2 separate regions of the Homo sapiens genome follow, and region 2 is linked to region 1. Evidence: chromatin contacts called from ENCODE Hi-C or POLR2A ChIA-PET data. All regions are on one chromosome and are shown on one strand. The core of a region is the stretch at or near the end of the contact, and the rest is flanking DNA. Distances in the headings are between cores, read along the strand shown.

Region 1 (4,489 bases), core at 1,442-3,941:
GTTGATTTTGTTTGGACCCAAGCGCAATTTCTCACATTTATACATGCTTCCTTCATTTCATTAAACAGCACTGAGCAAATTATATTGAGATCTTTTCCCATTCTGGCAATCACCAACCAAATGACTCTTTCTTTACTTCACAAAGGCACCAAATCCAATAAGCAAACCTTCTAGATAAGGTCTCAAATACATGAAGTATATAAAGAAAGTGATGAAACCCCAGTTTAGATCACCGGAATTCCAGCTGTAAGTAGTGTCCACAAATCAAACCTCTCCATACATAGATTTTCAAACTCATGACTCCATCTAACTACCACAATCTGGCAAATTCCTCCATCTCGCCCACTCAGTTATAGTAAGACTCAGTAAGACCAGGCGCGGTGGCTCACACCTGTAATCCCAGCACTTTGGGAGGCTGAGGTGAGTGGATCACCTGAGGTCGGGAGTTCGAGACCAGCCCGGCCAACATGGTGAAACCCCATCTCTACTGAAAATACAAAAATTAGCCAGGCGTGGTGGTGCATGCTTGTAGTCCCAGGTACTTGGGAGGCTGAGGCAGGAGAATCGCTTGAACCAGGAGGCAGAGGTTACAGTGAGCAGAAATTGCACCACTGCACTCCGTCCAACCTGGGCAATGGAGTGAGACTCCATCTCAAAAAAAAAAACAAAAACTTCATAAATGCCTTGCTAAAATTCTGACACACTATCATTATGGTCACTACACTCCTTTGAGCCACAATTTGGATGTCCTGTCCTGTTGTTCTGGCTGAATTTAGGAGAACTCTAGTAAGCCCTTCTCTGGATAAGAAAAGAAAAATGATACATCTTCCATTTTGTATTAATTACAGAATCTCACAAATGGCAAGGATTTTAAACATTTTCTAATGTTGTTTTTCTTAGACAGAGTCTTGCTATGTTGCCCAGGCTGGCCTTAAGCAATCCTCCCACCACTGCACTCGGCCCTAGTCTAATATTTTTCTTTTCTTTTCTTTTTTTGAGAAGTTTAGTTCTTGTTGCCCAGGCTGGAGTGCAGTAGCATATCTTGGCTCACTGCAACCTCTCCCTCCCAGGTTCAAGCGTTTCTCCTGCCTCAGCCTCCCAAATAGCTGGGATTATAGGCACCCACCACCACCCAGCTAAGTTTTGTATTTTTAGTACATACGGGGTTTCACCACGTTGCCCAGACTGGTCTCCAACTCCTGACCTCAGGTGATCCACCCGCCTCAGCATCCCAAAGTGCTGGGATTACTGGCGTGAGCCACAGTGCCCGGCCTTAATATTTTTCAAACTATACGTCATGACCTATTAGGGGTCAGACTCAATTTAGTGAGTTGCAACCAATATTTTTTTAGAGTGCATCTTCTGTAGAAAGGGTAAGTAAACTTTTCATTGGTGTGTGTGTGTGTGTACACACTGAGTGTGCAGGGGCACAATAAGTCATGATGTATAATATATCTAACTGTGGGTCACAGGTAAAAAATTTTGAGACACTTTTCTAGCCCCACAGCCCTATGCCAAGGAGGCTCTACCAAGAAATTGGTAATAAACAAAATGTCATGTTTTTACATCATACAGAGAAACTAGCTAAGAGGATTTTGTGCTCAGTACACGTAATCTGCCATTCATTAAAAAAAAAAAAAAAGATTAGGATCCATCTGGGTGTCCAGTTGAAATACTAAACTGCTTGGAGACAGCCATTTCTGTTTTGGTGGGGTGAAGACCTGTATTTGAGACAGCAGACTGAAATCGGTTTGGTCTGTGGCGAAGGAAGAGAAGAAAAACCATTCTGGGTCGCGAGTTCCTCACCTGTAACCACAGGAGAAGACTGTTGGCTTGGTCAGTTGATTTTCAACTAATCTCCCAATTGAAGAGTTAGGCGAAGCAATTGCTATTGGGAGATTAACTGAAAATTAACTGACCAAGCCAACAAGGACTATGCCTCCCACAAACCAAAACACTTTAACCACTCAGCAAGTCAAGTATTGATACATACAATCAATATCACACAAAGTGTACTGAAAAGAACCACAGACTTGCATCAAAGGCAGAAATGAATCCAGGGATAACTTCCTGGGATTCGAAGATGTGACCTGGTAGGTATAAATTTCTCAGGCATCCTCTTTTTCTACCCTCCAGTTCATCTCCGTCCTCAAGCTATCAGTCATGGATGTGGCACTGGCGTTCTTCTCTGCCACCGTATCTCATTATGCAAAGGGAAACTGAGGCACGAAGAACAGAGTGAGTGAGCCAAAGAACTGCAGCAGCCACCAACAAGGCTGGACTAAGGGCCCAAGCAGCTAATGCCTCACTCCCCACACAATCCCCATACTATTTAGAATCCTGCAGTCCTCAGCCTTCCACCTCAAACCAAACTCCTGGGGCCGCCCGTAGTACGTGGTCCCCTGCTCATCCGATGAAGCCCCCAGCTCTTGCCTGCCTGCCTGCCTCTATAAAGGTCTACGAGGCCTGGAACTCTGAAGCCTAAAGCAACCCCGGCAGCCCCCTCCCACGACCGTCCACAAACCAGTAGCCTCCCTTCGCTCCCACCTCCGCGCCGACGGGCCTGGAGCTCCTCCGCACACCACACCAAGCCGACCACTCAACACCAGAGGACCCACAGAAGAATTCTCTCCACGCCCACCCCCACAGCATCGGCCTTCACCACCGCCGCCGCTGCCGGAAGCGCCCCCACGTCTCCACGCCACCACCGTGAGGTCACTTCCGGCGCGACACCTTGGAATCCAGGGCCGTCAATTGAGGGGCGTGGCACCCGGGAAATTTAAGAGGTTGGAAGAACGTCCCTTCGGCCTTACAGAATTGCGCTTGGGTAGTCATTTTGCCCTCCACGCTTACTTATGTCCTGTGGCGTCTTGGCTGGAATCGGGGCTCTACCCACGACTCCCCAGCCTCGATGCCTGGGCCCCCCTCTTGCAGGCTCGATGAAAAGCACCCGCTTCCCCTCCTGTTACCCCAGCGCCAATCGCAGAGCTGGAGCGGAGGACTTTCAGGGAGGCCTGGTGACGTGACAGCCCCTCCGTGCTAAACTGCAGCTGTGGGACTTAATAAGTGCGACAACCCCCTGATGGATTAAAGAAAACAAGATATTCCTGCCGTGGTCGATCTTCAAAGCGTATCAGCTTCAGCCCTTTTGGGGGTTAAAATCAGCCAGTCCGTGCTTGACTGCTCTCCCTTCCCCCATACTCAGTACACAGGAAAGTGCCGCTCTTCTACCCCTGGCATTTTAGAGTCTTGATTTGTGGGGAGACGGGAAAGCATGCGTTTAGGGCCAAGACCGTGTAATGAGGAATATTGCACAGCCTTGAAGCCTGACACCTGGTTTGGGAACCACTACTTGGGCGAATAGCATAGAGTAGGGTAGCAGTTCCAAACCTAGCTCTACAAAATCAGTTGAAGAACTTTGTAAAATCTACACTTTCTAGGGGACTGCTTCACCCTTCCCCCTCCATCACCAGAGATTCCCTAGGTCAGAAGGGGTCCTTGTCTTTTAAAATTACTGTTATTAATGAACACTTATAGAGCAGTTTTTGGTTCAGGGCAAAACTGAACAGAAAGTACAGAGTTCCCATATATCCCCTGTACACACAGGCACATACACAACTTGTCCCCTCATGGACATCTTGTGCTACAGTGGTACATTTGGTAACAATTGATTACCCAACTTTGACACATCATTATCACCCAGAGTCCATAGTTTACATTAGAGTTTACTCTCGGTGTTGCACATTCTGTGGGTTTTGACATATATGTAATGACATGTATCCACCATTATGGTATCATACACGATAGTTTCACTGCCCTGAAAATCCTCTGTCCTCTGCCTATTTATCCTTCTCAGTCCCCTAACCACTGGCAACCACTGCTCCTTTTACTGTCTCCATAGTTTTGCCTTTTCCAGAATCCCATATAGTTGGAATCATACAGTATGCAGCCTTTTCACATCGGATTCTTTCACTTATGCACTTAAAGTTCTTCCATGTCTTTTCATGGCTTGATAGCTCATTTCTTTTTTGTGCTGAATAATAATATTCCATCGTCTGGATGTGCTGCGGTTTATCCATTCACCTACTGAAAGACATCTTGGTGGCCTCCAAGTTTGGGTAATTATGAATAAAGCCGCTATACATCATGTGCAGATTTTTGTGTAGACATGAGTTTTCAATTCATCTGGGTAAATACCAAGGAGTGCAACTGCTGGATTGGATGGTATATTTAGTTTTGGGAGAAACTACCAAACTGCCTTTCAAAGTGGCTGCATCATTTTGCATTCCCACAGCAGTGAATGAGGGTTTCTGTTGCTCCACATCCTTGTCAGCGTTTTGTGGTGTCAGTATTTTGCCGTTCAAGTAAGTGTGTAGTAGTATCTTATTGTTTTAATATGCAATTCCCTAATGACATATGATATTGAACATCTTTTCATATACTTACTTGCCATGTGTATATCTTCTTTGATGAAGTGTTCATTCAGGTA
Region 2 (4,489 bases), core at 1,200-3,699, 300 kb after region 1:
TGAGCTAGCACCTTTAAATACTTTATTTATTTATTTTTTTGAGAGGAAGTCTTGGTCTGTCGCCTAGGCTGGAGTGCAGTGGCGTCATCTAGGCTCACTGCAACCTCCACCTCCTGGGTTCAAGGGATTCTTGTGCCTCAGCCTCCTGAGTAGCTGGGATTACAGGTGCACACCACCATGGCTGGCTATTTCTGTATTTTTAGCAGAGATGAAGTTTCACCATGTTGGCCAGGCTGGTCTCGAACTCCTGACCTCAAGTGATTCGCCTGCCTTGGCCTCCCAAAGTGCTGGGATTATAGGCGTGACCCACCGTGCCTGGCTTAAATACTTTATTTTTAATTTTTAAAAATTGTTTTATCCATCTATTTACAGATCATTAAATACTTACTGTGTACCAGGCAGTCCCATATGTTACATGTGTCTGCATGTATTAATTCATTTCATCCTTGCAGGAACCCTAAGACACGGGTCCCATTATCACCATCCTTATTTTACATATGTGGAAAACTAAGGTTCAGTGAGGATTAGTACCTTCTCAAATTCACACTGCAGGGAAGGGGCAAGGTCTGCCTTCTAGGTTGATATTCTTAACCACTGCTGTATGCTTCTTCTCATGGTAGGTAACCAGCAAATGCCTATTAAGTAAACGTTTGTTTAAGTGATCATTGTTCCCTTCCATTTACCTGAATAGGAAAGGTACAATCTACTGGGACAAAGGTGGGCTTCTGACTTTGGACCTGCTCACTCTTCCTACGTTAGTTGTTTATCAAATAGGAGACCCTTCTGATTCTTCTGAGTGGAGAAAAATTGTCCGTGGTCATCAGACGGGAACCCCAATATTTCCCTTGTAGGACCTACATGAACCACAAGATATCTCCTATAAATTCCATGTGGTTTCCAGACATCTTCCTTGTGGATCCCAGTGTGGACCTCAGATCTCTCTCCTAAAGGCCTATGTGAACCCCTATATCTTTCCTGAGGCCCACATGGACTCCCAACATTTTCCCTGTAGCAGCCACACTTGATAACTTCGACAGGTTCCCAGTTGTCATCTCATTGGCTGCTCTCCACAGCTCTGTAAATCAGCCTTGGCTTGCATTATAGCAGGGAGAGACAGCATGTGGGTCAACCAGGGACAGGACTGACACAGAACCCAGTTGTCCTGCCCCGAAGCCCAGGACCCTTCCTTCCTGGTTGGCCTGGTGGCAGGATGATGCTTCCTGCTCAGCCCTTCCCAGGCACCGAGGCTCTCTCCCTCCTTTTCCCCTCTGCCACACTAGTTCTTGTCTGCCTTTTTTCACTGCCACCCCCTTTTCATGCCAGCTGTGGGAGTGAGGCCCCACTCCTGGCAGGATGGAGCCAGACAATGGGCCCTTATTCTAGGCAAAGAATCCCTGCAGTGTCTCCCACCCACTGAGGCCCCCTTCCAGGCCTAGGATGGTGTGGGTGGGGGGTGGAGGGTGGGTGTATGGTGTAGGGGAAGGAGCAATTGGCTGGCAGGACAGACAGTGGCCCTGGCCCTGCCTGTAGAGATCCCACGGAGGTTTACTATGTAAACACCAATCACAATAAAATCCTGTCTTCACTCCCAGCCCATCTCTCCAAGTGGGTCTCTCTCAACCCTCCAAAGCTCTGGGTTTTTAAACATTTACCCTTGCCTCTACTCTCTCTTGGTATTCATCTCTGCATATCACTGTCTCTTTCATTCCTTTTTCTGAGTCTCTTTCTTTTTCTAAGCCTCTCCTCTCTCTCTCTCTCTCTCTCTGCTCCTTTGCGTAATTTGTCTCTATTTCTTGCCTCTTTCTTGCTTCATTATGCTCCCTTACCTATCTTATCTTTCCATGTCTTTTTTCTCTCCAGGCCTTGAGCTCTCATCTCAGTCTCTCTCTCCGTGTGTCTCTGTCTCTGTTTGCAGCTCTTCTTTCTCGTCCTCCTATGTCGTCTTTCCGTGGATCTGTGTCCTTGCCTCTCTGAATATCATCTCCGATCTTCCGTCCTCTGTTCTCTCTTTCCCCCTGCGCCTGCAGATCTGAAGGACCTTCCGCAGTCACCACACTCTCCTGCTTTCAGCTCTTTCTCACTCCTTTCTGGCACGTCCCAGAGGCTCCTGGCATAGGTATAGGAGGTTATTCTCCCCAGTTTACAGATATGGAAGCTGAGGCTCTGGCTGCTGGTGCCAGGCTCCCATCTCTGGGTCTCTTCCTTCCACCTACACGCCAGGCTCTTGTCCCTGAGGTGCCCGTCAACCACCTGATCCGGCCGGGGCCCGGGAACTAGCACCTCGGACAGCTCCTGGAAGATGCCGGGGCGGCCGGGTCGTCCTTCTCGCGAGCTCAGGAGGAGCAGCCTTAGGAGCAGAGCGGAAGTCTCGCGAGAGTGACTGCTGCAGGCAGTGGCGGCGCGGGCGCGCGCAGAGACGGCCTCGGGCGCGCGCGCGCGCGCGCGCGCTCCCCGCCCCCAGCCCCGGAGCGGCTCGCGGCCGGCTCCGCGCCGCATCGCTCGGGTGCAGCGCAGCTCAGCGCAGCGCTGCGGCCTTTCGGCAGCCGAACGGCCGCGGCAGGTGAGTCTGGGCATGAAGGCTGGGAGGAGAGCTTTGAAGGGAAGCTGGGCGCGGGGCGAGAGGTGTGGGGGTCGCTGGCTGCAGCTTTGTTCCTCCTACACTTCACCTTTGGATGCAGGAAGAAGGCCGAACTGCTGGAGAGGTGGGAGTGGAGGTGACCTTTACTGTTTGGGGCTGGGGGAGAGCGCTCAGGGCGCACCCAGGCCCCCCGAGCCCCCCAAGCCCCCCCATTCCCATCTGTGGCTCCCGCAGAGGGAACTGGGCCTTTGGGTGACGTCAGACCCTGGATCTGGAGCCTGAGCTTTGGGCCCTCCATCCCCCCCGCCAGCCCCACCTGGCGTTCCCTGGAAACCGGCCTTCTGGAGATGGCGTGCGCAGCCGGGGATGGGGGCGACTGGAAGGGGGTGCCCGTGGCTTCCTTTGGGCCTTTCCTTCCAACTAGCGCCTGCAGGTGGACCCGGGTTGACTTCCCTCACCTCCCTCGGGCGGCCGACCTTTGGATGGCGGACCTCAGCCGCCCCAGGGTTGCGAGGCGACGGGCGCGCTGGCCCAGGCCACCAGGCGGGCTCCATCAGGGCTTTGGGTGGTGAGTTGGGGGCGCCGGATTTGGCTCATTTCAACGCTGGCCGGAGGTCACGAGGATGGAGGTGAGGTGTTTGTGAACCGATCCTTGTCCTCCGCCTCGGGGAGCTCCTGGTCTGTGGGTTGGGGGAACCAAGTAGAGACTCGGACTGAGCATTCACTGTCACAGGCGGCTTAAACAAGTAATGTCCCAGCTTCCCGATGGGGAGATCAGTGAGGGCCTGGCAGACTTTCCCAGGGACACAGAGAGAAAGGGAGGCGACAGCTAGCGAATAGGAGACTTCCAGAGGTGATGGGATTTGGGTGGGAGGAGAGGCAAGAGAGGGCATTCCAGGAGAATGTATGGGCAAAGGCACAGGGATGAAAACGAGCACAGCTGTTGGGGGCTGAGCCTGGGAGCTCAGCCATGTGACTGCCCATGGGGTGGTGGAGTCTGGAGAAATTTGCAACCTGTCCCCTACATGTTCTGCCTCACGGAGCAGGGCTCTGAAAGAGGGAGATGGTTCTTGCAGGGGCATGATTGGCAGAGAGATTTTGTTTGGGGCTACACAGGTCTTGCTAACTTAGGTTTGTTCTGGGCTTGGTGAGCCTTAGGGCAAAGTCTCTAGAGCTGAGAGGGGGCTGTCTCTGGTGAATGGGCCCCTGAAAGAGGGTCTTAGGTTTAGCAAACCCCTTGGAGAGTTAGTGGGGTCCCAGGAGGGGAGTTCTAGAGAGAGACCTTGGGCTCTGTGGCTGTTTCTTTAACCGTTTCCTGAGTGGCCACCTCCAAGCAAGTTCCCCAAGTCACCTCCCCTCTCTGGGCATCTCTTTCTAGCACCTTTCTCTAGAGATGAAATAATAGGACTAAGTAGTGACCTCCCTTGAGGATGCTCCTTGTTCTAGTTTAGAGCATCCCCCCTTTCTTCTCCCTCTTCCTTTTCCTTTCCTCCCCTATCCCTCTGCCTCCCTGTCCCTATCCCCACCCCTTGCCCCCCACAGCATTTCCTTTACAGGCTGCACTTCCTTCCCTGCTGCCAGCCAGGAGTTTCGGAAGGTTTCCTGGAGGAAGTGTGATACAGCAGGTTTGACAGCAGCTTTGGGCTTAATCTGATTGGGGGAGGGCGTTAATTGCCTCCCTCCCACCCATTGGGAAAGTGTCCAAGTCTTAAGCAAGTATATGGATTGACTGTGCTCTGTGCTGGGTCCCTCCTGGAAACTCCATCCAGGAGGGAGTGAGGAGATTATGGGAGAAGACGTGAACACTTAGTGCCCAATGACTGACTCAAAATGTATGCAGCGGGATGCAGAGCAGCGATTTTTGGAAAGGCTTCCCAGAAGGGGTGGGATGTGAGAAGGTAGCAGGACTTA

What was found. Hi-C counts contacts between places; a loop is a spot of excess contacts on that map. ChIA-PET counts read pairs that join two places held with the same protein, here RNA polymerase II (POLR2A). Pooled maps may share reads with other maps.
Region 2: a pooled map shows a loop between it and region 1 (2.7-fold over the local background). The contact joins the promoter of SCAMP5 here to the promoter of EDC3 in region 1. A Hi-C loop is called at or near these places in 3 of 50 pooled maps. POLR2A ChIA-PET finds 5 or more read pairs at or near these places in 2 of 52 experiments (Caco-2 and H1).

Annotation. Positions count from the first base shown.
Region 1 is chr15:74,693,333-74,697,821 of GRCh38, forward strand. It overlaps EDC3 (enhancer of mRNA decapping 3), which reads right to left and starts at 2,692. Exons shown (of 7, transcript NM_025083.5): 1 at 2,548-2,692. RefSeq lists an enhancer at 2,652-2,741.
Region 2 is chr15:74,993,114-74,997,602 of GRCh38, forward strand. It overlaps SCAMP5 (secretory carrier membrane protein 5), which reads left to right and starts at 2,450. Exons shown (of 7, transcript NM_138967.4): 1 at 2,450-2,560.